Regions from separate parts of the Mus musculus genome. Here region 2 is linked to region 1. The links are chromatin loops, found by intact Hi-C in ENCODE. Cell type or tissue: heart. All regions are shown on one strand.

Region 1 (8,000 bases):
AGAAAATGAACATGATCCTACAGAAGCACAGGCGATTTAAACAAAAACTTAAGGAAAGCCAGCTTATCCTTCAATATCGTGTTTGTATTATAAATCAGAAAAGTAATGTATCTCATCAGAAAAGTTATATATATATATATATACATACACACAGACACACATACATACATATATATACATATACATACACACACACACACATATATATGTATATATATATATACTGCAGATAATGTAAACATTGTTGAGATAATTGCTGGTGTGCTGGGTTCATTACTCAGTAGTACAGCATTTGCTTAGCATGTAGCAGGCTCTGGATTCAATCTGAACACTGCAGAACGAACTAAATGACCCAGCAACATTTTGGTGCATGGCTGAGAAACATGCGTGAATGATGGACATGTGCATTTTGGTTTTGATTCCTTTTGATCTTTACATAAGACAGAATAACAATCACACATGGTATCATTTTCTAATTTTTTCTTTCTTTTTCTTTTTCTTTTTTTTTTTTTTTGATGCTTTAAGATAGGGTCTCTTGTAGCTCAGACTGGCCTGAAACTCACAATCCTCTTGCCTCCCAGCTCCAAGAGCTGGGATTGCAGGCTGTGCCACCGTGCTGCCATGATATGACACGTATCTAGCTTCCTCTGAGAACATTATCTTTAATGTACGTGAGATCCATCTCGTTCCCCAGCAGTGGGATCTCAAGCATGTGTCACTGCACCAACCTCCTCATGGGGTTTCTGGGGATCAAAATCAGGACCTCATGCTTGTAAGGCGAGGTCTTCACAGACTTAAGCTGTCTTCCTAAGACCCCAGACCCATTTCACGTACATTATTAGCATCCGGCCTTTAGCCTGTTGAAAGCCATCTTGACTCTCTTGTTACCACTACTGGCTCCAAGCTCTGGTGGTGGTGATATTATACTGCACCCACAAATTCCTTCTGACTACACCCTTGACCTAACACTGACCAGACAGATAAGGGTTTTGTTTCTGTTTTTGTTTTTTTTGCCTTAACTCTTCATTAACTCTTCATACTTTTTCTGCTCAACAAAATAACTTTGACTTGACCCTGCGGAGTATCAATTACCTCCAAAAGCTCCCTTGGTCTTCGGGCTTCTCTCACTAATGTCAGTGAGAGAGGGAGAAAGTACAATAAAGTACAACGAACTTCCCAGGAGTGGGAAGAAAACAAAACAGACACGCAAACACCCCGGAGCTGACAGGGCTAAAGGGCTAAACTCAGGTGAGCTGAGCAGATACCGACCGAAGGGGAAACGTTTAAAAAGATGTCTAGGGCAGAGGGAGAGAAGGGAAAAGGCACAGAAACCAAGCATTTGAGAGAATAAGAGGATTCCAATGAGACTAGAAAAAAAACTTCATCTAGTGAAGTAACAAAGTCACATGCAAATTTAAGGTGCCTCTAACACTAAGACCAAGAATTTTCTTTCCTTAAGCATTTGGCAAAAATATAGTTCTTTGAGGGACAAAAGAAAGAGGAGAAGGTGGGAAAGTATGGAGAAAATTGGGCCAAGGAGGGAAAAGGAGGGGGAGGGAAAGGAGCAGAGGAGAGAGGGGAGAGATGGGTTTGATGGAGGGAGTAATACAATTTGTATGCTTGCCCCAGCGCAGTGATACCAGCAACAATTGAGGTCCTGTCCATCTAGTTATGACTGCTTGGTGGCAAGCTCTTCATCGTGTAATTCATGGTAGCTTAGCACACTAGCCCTCCTGGGAAAATCAATTTCTCTTTTTCTCCCCCTCCCCTTCCTCTTTTTAGGAAGTTTTAAGATCAAATTTAGGGCCTTGTGCATGCTAAGAACATTGTCTCCCACTGCCTGAATTCTTCTCATTTTTGTTGCCTATATAATCCCAAACTATAAAATCATCAAGCACCGGGTAACCACTTCCAGTTGCTGCCATACGCCAGCATCTATTAAACATTTTACTTTGCCTTGGGAAACGGCTTGAGTCTTCCTCTCTCCTAGGGCCGCAAATACCCACTGTCAACTCAGGCTGATCTACAGTGACAGCATTTGTGGGAGGAGAAATAGAGAGGCTGATTCACAAATGCACAGACTGTAGGTACCCTAAACAGCAAGGTGCCATAATGTATCTTACACACTCCAAGGGTGTGAGGAAGCTGTGCATTTGAGATATCCAATTAATGGTGGCTTGTTAGAGCACTACAACATCCTCAATAGCAAAAGCTTGAATGTTAGGATTTGGTATTTTGAGATGTTTTGGTGTTGAAATGAAAACAGCCCTGTGAGTTTAATAGATGATATCTCTGATAGATCAGATTATTCTCCATTTTGATACCAAGTGGGCAACAGAGTCCTACAAGAGCAGAGCAGCCGAGTGCTGGTAAGTAAGCTGTAGGAGAAAAGTCTGTGTACAGAGCATGCTTAGGGGGTTGGGGCCTGAGTGAGCTCCTGCCTTACGGTGTCACCCTGGGCCTATAAGGAGCAGCAGAAGGAAAGGGGAAACAAAGACACACAGAGAAGGGGAAAGCTAAAAACCGAGCCAAGCCACAGTAGAGGGTTTGCGTAGCAATACACAAGGCCATGGGTTCAATACCCAGAACTGGAAAGAAATTAAAAATCAACCATTTCATAACTTTGTTGGCTGGCTGGGGTGGTCAACTTTCCCAGGGCATAGTCACAGAGCAGTAGGAAAATATGAGGCTACCCTGAGTACCAGCTCATTAGTAGCCTCCAAAAGCCTGAGAAAAGCCTGCTCATTCCCAGTAGAATGTATCGAATAGAACACAGCAGACTTCTAGACCTTTCTGCTCTTCCATTTACTTTTTTATTGTTCATTCTCTCTCCAAACAGGTGACAAAATAGCATCAGAGGGAGGCGTGCTGAAGAAACAGGGGCCTTACTTTTTTATAATGCACCTAAATGATCCACATGCCGATGGCATGCAGCTTACAACGGCACAGCCCTTCCTCCGCCTGCTTTAGACTCCACTTGTCAAAATGCTTGGCCTGCAACCCCTTAGTCTGTGCCAGCTAAAAGTCTTACATGTAAGACGCGAATGCCACCTAGTGGGAGGTAGAAAAATAACACAAGCTAACCGTAGGCCAAGAAATACTCAGACATCAAATGTTGTCTCCCATCATCCTATAGCCAAAGTTTCCCAAGTGCAGGATGACCCTTGACACCACAATCGTGAACGCTGACTGGCTGGTGTATATAGCAATATACAATAGACAAGTATAAGCACTCTAAAGTCCTCACTTTACAAACATGAGATAAAGCTAAATGAACTCAGAGCTGGAAGGGGAGCAGACTGCTAAGAAACATCCAATTATAATATATATATGTGTGTGTGTGTGTGTGTGTGTATGTATGTATGTATATGTATGTATATGCATGTATATATGTATATGTGTATATATATATATATGTATATATATATATATATATATATATATATATATATATATATATATATGTGTGTGTGTGTGTGTGTGTGTGTGTATATACACATACATACATACATACAGAGAGAGAGAGAGATGTATATACACAAGGGGGCACCAGAGCATGGTGACTCAAAGAACTGAAGCTTGATACTAGTTGTCTACATTTTATTTACATGGAAAGTTGGAGACTCTATCCCTCAGCAGGAACAATGTCTTAAAGTACTCACATACTTTTTCTCATCTAATAGTCTCTGCTTTCTCCAGCAGAGATTATCCCACAAGCAGAAGCAACAAGGACTGCTAAGTTCTTACAAGTGGTTGCTCTCCTTTCTTACCAGTTACGCCAGGATTGAAAATAGCGGACTCCTTCCTTTTTGAAGTTTCATTATAGAAAATGTATTTCCATTTAATATACCCTGTTAGATTAAAATTTCAAGGAACTGAACTGCCGACTTGTCATAATGGAATGCACTTTAATGACCTATGACTCATTGTCACAGTGGCCAATTATTTATCACAGAACTTAGAAGCTTCAAGAAAAACTCTAAGCATTCAGTCAGCATTTGTAAGTGGACTACATTCACTAATACTGAAATATACCAGTGAGAATCACAATTATCGATTTCTCTGTTTCTTCTGATAGCCACTGTTAACGACACTTTCTTCAGGGATAAATTTCACACTACCAGTTTTAGCTACAAGAAAAACTGAAACATCAACTATCGGAAGAAATGATAACAATACCGCCAGGATCAGCTCACTGCAATCTTTCTTATCTCCTGGGCTGGAAATAGCTGCAGCTCTTATCTAGACTAACATTCTGCTGATAGCAACGAGGGTAGTCACTGACTGGGTACTGAGGACCTACTAACTCTATGCACCAGGCTCCCTTACCTCAGCTGTGCAGCTCCTCTCAGCCACCCAAGCCTTCCCGACTCCATCTGCACATACTGTATTGTCTACAATACAGCGAGCAACTTTACATGAATGGTGGCAGACTATACATACTGCTCTGCAACTCACTTTTTTCTTTTAACAAAATAACTCGAAGAGTTGTTTCATTTTGGTATGTCATAAGCCCACCTCCTTTTTATTAGATGAAAAATATTTCATTGTATGAACACACTATAATGTAGTTTTTCAGCCCTGGAAGAAAACATATTTTAGTCACTCAATCTTAGCAACGTATATGACCCCACGCAGGCACCGGTTGACGCTGTAAGGCAGTGAGATTCTGCTACCCAGAAACCTCAGAGTTGCCGCTGGGATCTGAGTGGAGGATCACACAAAATTTGTGGGTTAAATTCTTTTTTCTGGTGTACATAAGAATATGTGAGCACAAGTATAAAAAGGCCAGACGTCATCATCAGGTATCTAATTGAACTACCTCTCTCTCTCTCTCTCTCTCTCATTTAGTGGCATATTTGAGATGGTTTGTTTATTTATTTGCTATTTATTGAGACAGTCTCTTACCAGCCTGGAGCTCATCAATTTGGCTGGCCTCGCTAGCCAATGCTCTCCAGAAGCCATCTGTCCCTGCCTCCCTAGTGTGGTGGTTACAGGTACACACCATAGCTCCTGGATTTTATATGGGGGCTCAAGTTTGTGTGACAAATACTTCACTGACAGAGCCTCTCCCCTGGATTTAATCCCCCCTACATCACAATTGTATTCTTCCTGCCGGCAGTAGACAATGACTTCTGTCATAGCTTACTGATAAGATACTTTTCTAATATATGCACTTAAACATTTCTAAACGAGGACACCTCACAATCTCTAACACCGGATGTCTGAATTACTGTTGGCCAGGTGGCAGTGTGCTCGCTACTTCTGGTGGTGTGCTGACATCCGACTGCCAGGCCATCTCTGTCAAACCACTGAAGGAAGGCATGGGAACCGGAAGTGAGAAGGCCTCTCATGACGCCATCTGGTGAGACCGGGACAGTGCAAGGACGGGAACCTGCGCGCGGCCTCAGTGCTGCTGAAGAAACCAAGGAAGGCTGTGTCATCAAAGCCACCCACTCTCTTTCCGGCCAAAGGACAATTGTCCACGTAGGAGGGACACACAACTGGTCTGATGACTAAATCAAAAGCTGATCCAGAAGAGCCAGGGTTTTTAAGTGTGAGGTGTTAATAATGTCTTAACCAATGCACTTTGTTTCTATGATCAACTTGTATAGTTCCATAAGAGACAAATGAGAAGTAACACATACGGTCAAGAGTTCTTCCAGTGAAAACACAGCAAAAATTCCAAGTCCAGTACTGTACATGTATGATACACACGGGCACAGCATGCGTGAGTGAGTGTGTGCGTGTTGTGGGTTGGGGTTTTTGAAATGATCTGATTATGTGTATGGGTGCTTTGTCTGCAAGAATGTCTGTGCACCATGTGCATGGCTACTGTTGATGGAGAACAGAAGAAGGCGTCAGATCTCCTGGGACTGGAATTACGGACAGTTGTGAGCTATCATGTATGTGTGTGCTAGGAATCAAATCCAGGTCCTCTAACAGAACAGTCAGTTCTCTTAACCACTGAACTTCGTTCCAAACCCTCTTTGTCCGTCTGTCTATCAGTGCGTCTTTCTGACCCACTGGCTGACTGACCGACCTACCTACCTACCTACCTGCCCACCATGCAAGTCAAGTCTCAGTATGTAGCCCCAGCTCTCCTGGAACTCACTCTAGACCACACTGGCCTCAAACCCATAGAAATCTGCCAGTTTGTACCTCACAAGTGTTGGGATTAAAAGCACGTGCCACTATGCCAGGCTTTGTATATTTTAAACGCAATTGACAACCAACAGCATCTCAGATTTGATGAAATATTCCAAATCCCATGTTACATCATTCAGGAACATTTTAGTTTTTCTCACAGATTTTGCACATTCCTGTTAAAACTACTGCAAGCGTATTTTATATATTTTTCTATCTCATTTTCTCATCTTTTTTTCCTCTCTTTCTTTCTTCATTTATTTATCTAGAGTGTGAACACACAAGTGCTATTGTATTTATCTGCAGGTCTGAACACTTTCTTTGGGTAAGTTCTCTCCCGCCATCCTGTGAATCCTGGGGATTTAACTCAAGTAGTCAGGCTCAGTGGCCTTTTCCTGCTGAGCCATCTTGCTGGTGCCTCGGGGCTTTTTGCATGTTACTTCTTTCTTTTCTTTTCTTTTCTTTTCCTTTTTCTTTTTCTTTCTTTTTTTTTTTTAACAGACTAGGTATGAGTAAGTAGCCCAGGCTGGCCCCAATCTCACAATCTTCCTGCCTCTGCCTCTTGAGTGCTAAATGCTAGGAATGGGCCATCACACATTTGGTCTTATTTTTGCCTATTTTGTAAGTAATCACTTTGTGTATGTGTGCCCACAAGTTTGTATATGCATTGAGGCCAGAGGAGGGCAATTATCTTCCATCTTGTTTCTAAGAGGCAAGGTCTCTTTCTGGAACTCATGTGGGTTGTTTGTTTGTTTGTTTGTTTGTTTTTTATAGACTGGCAGCCAGCAAGTCGTGGTGATCCTCCTATCTCGACTCACTCCATCACTGTGTTTAAAGTTGTACGTGGGCTCACATCTAGCTTATGTGGTTGCTAGGATGCAACCTTTGGTCCTTCAGTTGCACACTAAGCATCTTACTCACGTCAGCATCTTTCTACCCAATAACTACTTGATCGAACTCACTTACTGGGACTTTTTTTTTTTTTAAAGGAGATTCTCTTGAGGTTTCCAGTCATAAACTGAAAGATTATTTAATCTCAAGTGATTTTAAGTTACCCGCTGTCATTGTAGCTCAGTGAAGGCAAAGGCCTATTCCTTTTCTATCTGTAGTATCAGATTACTCTGCACGAAGCGGGCAACCAACAGGCATCCGAGTCCCTTACATACATGCGCCCTCCTTGACAAAACCCAGCCCTTTGCTTAACAGACTCGTTTATTCCAAGACACAAAAATGTGCAAGTGAGGAAACAGGACTCATATGCACACACATCAGGGTATGAGTCCTGTAAGAAAATGATGATTTCATTATCGATTCTATTGATCTTTTGGGCTGTACTGTATTATATCTTAATTGCTAGAAGCCCTAGGTATGAAGTGAGCACATTAAGACCTCACCTTTTAGATCTCAGATCTGATGAATCAAACTGGATGTTCATAGGCCCAGGGCTTACTTCATGTTCCACCTCAGAGAGAAGATGCCTGGAATCACCATCCACACTTGCCATTTTCCCTCAGATTCCAGGCACTGGGGCAGCCAGTCCTATAGCAACCAGGAAAAAAAAAGTAATTTTGTTTAATCTTAAAAACATTTTACTATTTTTAATATATTTGCATGCAGACAAAATAGAGAGGTATGGGAATTTGCTGCTAGTATCGTTTTTAAAGGCGGCTCCCTATTCCCCAGGTTGGTCTCCGACTCTTAGGCAAGCCTAGGACCACGGTGCAAAGCCGCCAGGGCTTAAAGGAGGTAAGTGATTGACATGTATCATTACTAACTTGAGTGGTTTTTCTTTTTTTGTCTTTCAGCCTAAAGAAAAATAAGTGAGACAATTCATTTCCAGGACTATACAGATG
Region 2 (8,000 bases), 240 kb before region 1:
AATGCCATTAATAATTTTGAGTAAGAATTTTTGGATTGATTTTCAGTTTTATGTAACTAGAATTCCAGTGAACTATTACATATTCAAATTGTGGACAACCTGATAAAATATTTCCAGTATCACTTAATTAAAGTTTAGTTCCTTAAGTAGTAATACTCATTGGATAAAATTATACCAATTTTACATTCAAGTAAAGCAAATGGATTTAAAAGTAGCTTGCTTTTAAAGAGAGCTCACTAAGCTAGATGTGTGACATGCCTGTAATACCAGCACCTGGGAGATGGGGGAGGCGGAGCTAGAAGAAATGAGATCAGTGGTAGTGTAGGCTACGTGCCAGGGCCTTGCCCTCCTCTCCACATAAGCAGCTCAGTAATTATCATCATCATCATTATATTGTTATTACTGTTACTTTTTTCTGTGGTCTTTTGAGACAGGGTTTCTCTGTGTATCCTTGGCTATCCTAAAACTCCCTCTGTAGAATAGGCTGGCCTCAAATTCACAGAGCTCACCTGGGTCTGCCCCCTGAGTGCTAGGATTAGAGGCATGAACCACCACTGCCTGTCTGACTCTCAATAATTATTTAATATGAAAGAATATATAGACCTTCTGGTTTACAAAGGTAACAGTCATTTTTAAGTTAATTTAGTTTTATAAACCCATAAATGTATATTTGTAAAAAAAAAAAAAAAGTAAGTATTAAATAAGCAAGTGAAACAACACTGCCTTAACTAATATCTCTTCAAAAGTAAATGTGGTTGTAATTTTGGATATACCAGAAAATTTAACATTTAAAAGCTAATGTTTAATATGTACATACCTAATGTAAGATTGGGTTTTTATTTAAAGAATTCAATTAGTCTATATCGGTGTTTCTCAACTTTGCTAATGCTGAAACCTTTTTTAATAGAGTTCATGATGTTGTGGTGACCCCAACCATATGTCATTTCATTGCTACTTCATAACTATAATTTTGATACTATTAGGAATTATAATGTAAATATCTTATTTGTGACCCCAAAGGGGTCGTGACCCACAGGTTTAGATCTGCTGATCTGTGTATTCATGATAAAAATAATGTAAGAAAACAGCAACACTTTTACTTTTGCCAAATTCCTACAGATACTTCTGAGCATATTTTCTATTTGCTTTAAAAACCGTGAGTCCTGGACCAACTAGTGGGTTAAGGCTCTTACCCCTGAGACTGGCAATCTGAGTTCATTCCCAGGATCCAAATACTAGGATTAGACCTCCAAACAATTGCCACGGCACACGCATGCACACAAACACTCACACCACTGAGCACTGCAAATAATCTCACTCAGATCTTGTGCTAAACAAACTTAAATATATCATGAAAGTATAAGAAAAAGTTAATTATTAAAATAAATATTAAGATGCAAAGAGAAAAAAATAACGTGGAACAGAGAGACATTTTTTGAAACTATATATTCAAAACTGTATTAAAAAAACCCAACTAAGTATTTTCAAGTCATTGATAATAATAAGCTATTAAAATACTTTTTAAAGTAGTTTTACAAAACAATTAAGGAATTTTATTAATAAGAGGTAGAGTTAATGTTTCTTAGTTAGAGATAGGATAGGACGTTTTAAGAGCACTACACCCATTTCGAATGTACTGTTCATCAGATCCGTCTTTTATTTCCAGAAGTCTTTCATGTGGAATAGCAATAGCGTGACTTGTAGATGTATTGCTGTAGTGTCCTAGGCATTGTTAACCTCTGCTTCTCCAGTGAAGTGGAAATGCTGTCAGCTGCCTTGGTACTGGGCTCCTGTCTGTTAACCGGAAGGCTACAGTGGGAACTGCTTTCTCAGGGTCTGTTCTGCCTTACTCTTGTATCTGCTCCATAGCGCCATGAGCAGAAGCAGGTTTCAGTATGGTCTGTGGCCAAAAAATATGCTTGTGTAAAGTAGTTTGCAAATTCAATTCGTAAGCTTATGAGAAAATAACTTACTATCACTTAGCTAACACTAAATTCCAAACTATATTTTTGTTTCTTAGAGCGTGGTGTAGTATGGGAAGAAACTATTATTTTGCTTCCAGATAATGTTCACTATGTCTTTCTTTCGGCTACTATTCCAAATGCTCGACAGTTTGCTGAATGGATTTGTCACCTACATAAACAGGTACATGTATACACTTTTTATGTCTTCACTATTTAACTCTTGCTGATTGGGCTTGCCATCTTCTTATAGATTTTCCTTATGCTCTTAAGGATAAAGAAGGCAGTTTACTGGGAATCTACTTCCTAAATCAAGCAGCTTATAAATTGAGTAGACTGGCTAGAACATTCATGTCTGAGTTCCAGCTCCAATCCAGTGTAGCTGAGCCTCTACGAGTTGGGCTTTGGAATCTCATCTTGTAAAAGTTGCCAAGTGAGTCCTGATGCTCTCCCACGTTTGGCAATAATGTGCATTTACTCTGACAGTGAGCTCCAGCACCCAGTGCAGAAGTTTTTCTAAGGAAGACCAAAAAAGCCTACCCATCTCTTTAGCGTTTGATTTGCTAGCTCTTATGAAAATACATTCACATTTAGTATTCTTTGTTTCTCCTTTGCATTTCTAGTGTAACTTGGATGTCAGTGTAAGACTGTGCGTGCCACAAATGCTTGTTTGTGAGTGCTGAAAGGATATTGGTTTTGTGTTTCTGCCCTTGCTTTATAGTTACCCTCATGAACTGACTTTATGTAGGTGATGTCAGTGTCACTCTCCTTCTCTGTGGCTTCAGTGAATCTCCTCATGGAGCTAGAGTTCTGCTGTTGAGTTTTGTTTTGTTTTCATACATCAGGGATGCCTTCTATCACCACAGTAGCCTCTGTAGCTAGAGGCAGTGTCTGTGACTGCAGTACTCTAGGATGAGTTCATGGGTAATTGAAGTTCAGACCATATACTTGGCCTTGATTATGGAACTGGTAAATTAAAAATCAGATTGTGGTATGAATTAGTAGATCTATTTCTTTCCCCCATTTTTCACTTACCTGGCTTTTAAGCTTGTTTGAAAGTGTTAAATTCTTGTCAAATATTTAAGCCAATTTTATTTTCTCAAATTTTATTTTTGTTGAGTAGATCAAATATACAGTTTACCTTGAAATACAACTTTTTTAAATTCTTTCCCTTTACAGCCCTGTCATGTTATTTACACTGATTATCGACCCACTCCACTGCAACACTACATATTTCCAGCAGGGGGAGATGGCCTTCACCTGGTGGTTGATGAAAATGTAAGAGAAGAATGCACATGTCTCTGTAATGCCATCTTTTATATGTTCCTTTTCCTCAATTGTGAACGGAGAAAATATTAACCACCCCCTACATACTCCCCCCCCCCCCCCCCCGGTCTCAAATACTTTTACTCGTTAAGAATAATTCTTTAAATAGTATCTGATGATGCTGTGGTAGTGCTCGCCTGTAGTCTTGGCTCTTGGGAAGCTCAGATAAGTTTTTTGTTCCCAGGAGTTTGAGGCCAACTTAGTGAAATGATGATTTAAAAACAAATTAAATTTGAGACTTTTATGTCACCCATGAATTCACTTTCTTCCATTCTCAACTGCCGGAGAACAAGCGCTCTGATGTGCCGGATGATTTATGTCTTGTTCAGTTTCAATTCTCCTTGAACAGACTTTATTATCACAAATCACTTAAGTGGCCTTTGTTAAAATCTTGTTGCATTAAAGTTTGTTCTTTGGGGCTGGAGAGATGGCTTAGTGGTTAAGAGCACTGACTGCTCTTCCACAGAGGTCCTGAGTTCAATTCCCAGCAACCACGTGGTGGCTCACAACCATCTGTAATGGGATACATTGACCTCTTGTGTGTCTGAGGACAGTGACAGTGTACTCACATACATAAAAAAAATTGTTCTTTAGAGAAACTTTATGTTTAAGAAATGTTTAAGTTATGGTTAACTATTTGTGAGTCGCTCCGTGTTCCCGGAACTGAGCCCAGGCCCTCTGTAAGAACACACACACGTTTAGCCACTGAGTCGTTTCTCTAGCCTTGATTATCGATTTGCAAAGTTATATAGAAAAAAATATGATTCTAGGGTGACTTCAGAGAAGATAATTTTAACACTGCAATGCAAGTGCTGCGGGATGCAGGTGATTTGGCCAAAGGAGACCAGAAGGGACGGAAAGGAGGAACAAAAGGTAATTCGGGGCTTAGCTTTTAGACAGAAGTTTACTTGTCTGTCTTTTGATGTTTTTTGAGGGAGCTTTGTAAAGATATAGTTGATGTATGACAAATTTGGATGAATAAAGGGCGATGTTTTTCTTACATGGCATTAATTTAAGTGTAATATGTAGTTTATAGTTTACCCACATAAAGTGGTAATTAGTGGGTTCAGGTATATTCATTCACATGATTGCAAAACCATTGCCAGAGTCAGCTTTGAATTTCCATATGATTTCCATACCATGAAATTCATTATTTTAAAATTCAGTATGATAATTTCTAGTAGATTCATAGAACTGTGCAACTGTTCCTACTACCCATTCTTTTAAAAGATTTATTCTATGTAAGTACACTGTAGCTGTCTTCAAACACACCAGAAGAGGGCATCAGATCTCTTTACAGATAGTTGTGAGCCACCATGTGGTTGCTGGGATTTGAACTCATGACCTCTGGAAGAGCATTCAGTGCTCTCAACCGCTGAGCCATCTCTCCAGCCCTCCTACTACCCATTTCTAAGGAAATTTCCTCCGACTCTTCTCTCCCCAGGCTCCTCATCCATTTTCCTTGTGTGCCACAGACTTAGCTATCTTTTTAAGTTAGTCTCTTTTTCTGCCTCCATCAATTTGACTTCTCTGGATGTATCATGAAAATAGTTCCACATGGTCTTTTGTAGCTGACTCCTTTGAATGACATGAGATTCATACACTGTGTGTATTATACTATGTGTCAGTATTTCACTCTGTGAGTGTATATGTGATCAAATAATATTGTTTCATGAGAATATACAGTATTTGAGTAGATATGGAGTTTCTGGGTTTTTTTTTTGTAGAATATGCATAATAGTGCTGTAAACATTTTGCTTGTACTACAAGTTTTTGTAGAAATATGTGTTTTCTTTTTTTCTGGGTCTGTATCTAGGAGAATTGGTGAGTTATGGGAAATTTAACCTTTTGATTACTGCTACATATTTTCCAAAGTAGCTACACCATTTTGCATTTTTCATGCTATTCCTTTGAGGAATTTTTGAGTACCATTTTCCTCCACTTCTAGATTGATGCTTAGTTGTGTATAGTGGCTTATAATCCTAGTAAACGTGAAGTAGTGTTTCAGTGTGCTCCGCATCTGTGTCTCCCTGTGGCCACTGATGGTAAACCTCTTACTATAGACTTTTGGCATCATTATCATCCTTTGTGCACTTGAAAAAAATTAAAAATTTGTTTTAAAATTTATCTTACATGTGTGTATATCTGTATGTATTTGTGCCTTTGGAGGGCAGAAAGGGCATTGGGTCCCTTGGAGCTGAAGTTTAGTTATGAGCCCCACTTGTCACAAGTGCGGGGACTCCATCTCTGGTCCTCATGGTTAACAAGGGCTCTTAACTGCTGAGCCATTTCTTAGCACCCCAATTGTCTTACTGTAAATTGGATTGTCTTTGAGTTTTAAACGTTCTTACATTCCAGGTGGACCTGTATCAAATAGATAACTTGAGAGTTTTTTCCATATTGTAGAAAACTGGGGTTGGTTTTTTTACTTACTGCTCATGTCTGTTAAAAGCAGAGTTCTTCACACTGGTGAAATCTCGTTTTATTCTCTGTCACAATGCTTCTACTCTGAATGTCAGAGCCAACGATGCTTTGAAGGTCTCCATCTTGTTTTTTACTATAGGCGTCTTTTAAATTTTATTTTACAGTTTTACTTAGATCTATTCTCCATCTTGAGTTAATTTAGGGTGTGACTTATTTGCCCTTTTTAGGTCCATCAAATGTGTTCAAGATTGTGAAGATGATTATGGAGAGAAATTTCCAGCCTGTGATCATCTTCAGTTTCAGTAAGAAGGACTGTGAAGCATATGCTCTTCAGATGACGAAGCTAGACTTCAACACAGGTACTGATCATTTCCATGTGGTTTTAATGTTGTAGCTGCATTAGTCTAAAGTAAATTCTTGGTAGTATATCTACTTATATTAGTAGCATATGCAATTTGCTTATAATCATAATCGTTTGGACTCAGCATCTTTGCAAAGTCTTTATAAGGTTTTCTCTGTTTCTTCGTCCTCCATCTCCCCTTGGGCCTGGTATATGATGGGCAAGCGCTGTACCGCTGCAGCCCAAACCTTGGCCCTCCTATTTTATTGGAAGATATAAATACATATCTCTATATTTAAAAAGCCAGGGAATATTACTGAGAACTATTACAGTCATACTTTCTTGTACTTCATAAATTCAGTTATTCTGAATCTGTCTCTCATTCAATAAAGGATAATTTTATTGAAAGCACTGTTCTTTATTCTTGCAGTAATCTAAACCCACTCTTTGCCTCAGTGTGCTGAATTTCTCAAAACATCCAGCAAGTGTATGTTCACAGAAATGTATCTCACTTAACGTTACACAGCTGGGGAGTAGCATAACCAAGCCCAGACTGCCACTTCAGTGCTTATTCATTTTCATCTACTTATGTGTAATCCAAATAATAAATCTTGAGTAATCCAAAATTAATTTTCGTTTTATCCTGGTGTGGAGATGTAGGCCTGTAATCCTAGCATTTGGGAAGCCGAAGCAGTAGGACTGGAAGCCAGCTGGGGCAACATTGGAGATATTGTCTCAAAACAAATGAAAAAAACTCAGTTATCATATTTTCATATTTTCTTTATGTGCTTTAAAGTCTTTTCCATGGGTAAAAATGAGATGACAGGTAAATTGCTTTGCTTGTTATAACTTTCAGTATTGTAATTATTCTTAAGGACTGGGGGTTATGTATGAGTAATATATCAGATAGTTTTTGAGAATCTATTCCTCGGTTGGCACAGTAAAGAGAGACACTAACAATATAGGCTTTGGGATTGACACTCTACAGTTACGAGCAGTGCTTTACTGCACTCAGCCTCCGTTACCTCGGAGCAGTACCCGGTTGGTAAGAACCTGTAGATGTTTGAATCGAGTGTCGCCCTCAGTTCCTTTGATGTAATTATTGCTATTGTAGCTCTAGCTGGCCTGCAATTCATGGCAGCTCCTGCCTCAACCTCTTAATATTGTTACTGAGTTTATTAACTTTTTCATGTATTAAAACTGCTAGATGTGTTTCAAGGACAGTGAGTTGTGTCTTGTGGGGTGGCTTAAAAAACCCTGATTCTTTACTTTGACTTTTGTGGGGAAACTCTGCTAATTAATTTCAAAGTCTGTGATTGACTGGGTAGCCTTCTGAGCTCAGCACAGAATGGAGGACTCTCTTCAATGGCAGGGCTTCCCCTTCTCTGATCTTGTCAGGGAATTCAGCCCCCGCCCCCCCCCCCCCAACACACACACACACACACACACACACACACACACACACAGTGTATGTGCATCTCCCTGCACAATATCATGTAACCTTACTTAGATTACAGCTTTACCTTCCTTTCTCTCAATACAAACCCAGTCAGCCAGCACCTGAGACTCCTGAATGCTTCTCAATGCTTCTCGATGCTAATGAGACATCTCGGTACCCTAAACCTTTAGCCAACGACCTTTGCCCATCTTGGATGTTCCTAGTCCCTGTTCCCCAAATGATATAAGCCTTGAATTACAGAAGCCAGGTTACGGTGATCTGCTTCCCTGCACTGGTCCCGGGCTGTCACTCACCAGGCAGACTCACAGGGCTTCTCATCACCCCTTTAGTCCCCTTCAGTCTCTGCGCCCTTTGCCCTCTGACTGATGGACTGGGGCAGAGAGGGCCACAGCTTTTTATAGACTTATTTTTTTAATGAGTGAGGTTTAGTACCACTGATCCATTTTAATATTTATGTGCCATTGAATTTTTTCTCATAGATGAAGAAAAG

The links. A loop is a pair of places that touch in the nucleus more often than their neighbours do. Peaks named below come from ENCODE experiments on the same cell type or tissue, not always from the same donor. Only the 100,000 strongest peaks of a DNase experiment are listed, where the experiment ranks them.
Region 2: it touches region 1 in a loop (7-fold over the local background); 22 of 42 quality-filtered maps call a loop at or near these places.

What each region holds. Positions count from the first base shown.
Region 1 is chr13:112,669,273-112,677,272 of GRCm38, reverse strand. It overlaps Slc38a9 (solute carrier family 38, member 9), which reads right to left. Exons shown (of 15, transcript NM_178746.4): 2 at 7,542-7,686. The coding sequence starts at 7,651. It overlaps Gm52034 (a long non-coding RNA gene), which reads left to right and starts at 3,906. Exons shown (of 2, transcript XR_003950560.1): 1 at 3,906-4,000; 2 at 5,245-7,709. In heart, CTCF peaks have their summits at 3,068 (motif pointing left) and 5,360 (motif pointing left); a DNase peak (open chromatin) is centred at 2,992.
Region 2 is chr13:112,905,055-112,913,054 of GRCm38, reverse strand. It overlaps Mtrex (Mtr4 exosome RNA helicase), which reads left to right. Exons shown (of 27, transcript NM_028151.2): 8 at 2,021-2,145; 9 at 3,141-3,239; 10 at 4,058-4,160; 11 at 5,939-6,070; 12 at 7,990-8,000. Among named protein-coding and RNA genes, the nearest start is that of Mtrex, 18 kb to the left of the region's middle. In heart, a CTCF peak has its summit at 3,195 (motif pointing right); no DNase peak of the experiment used is centred here.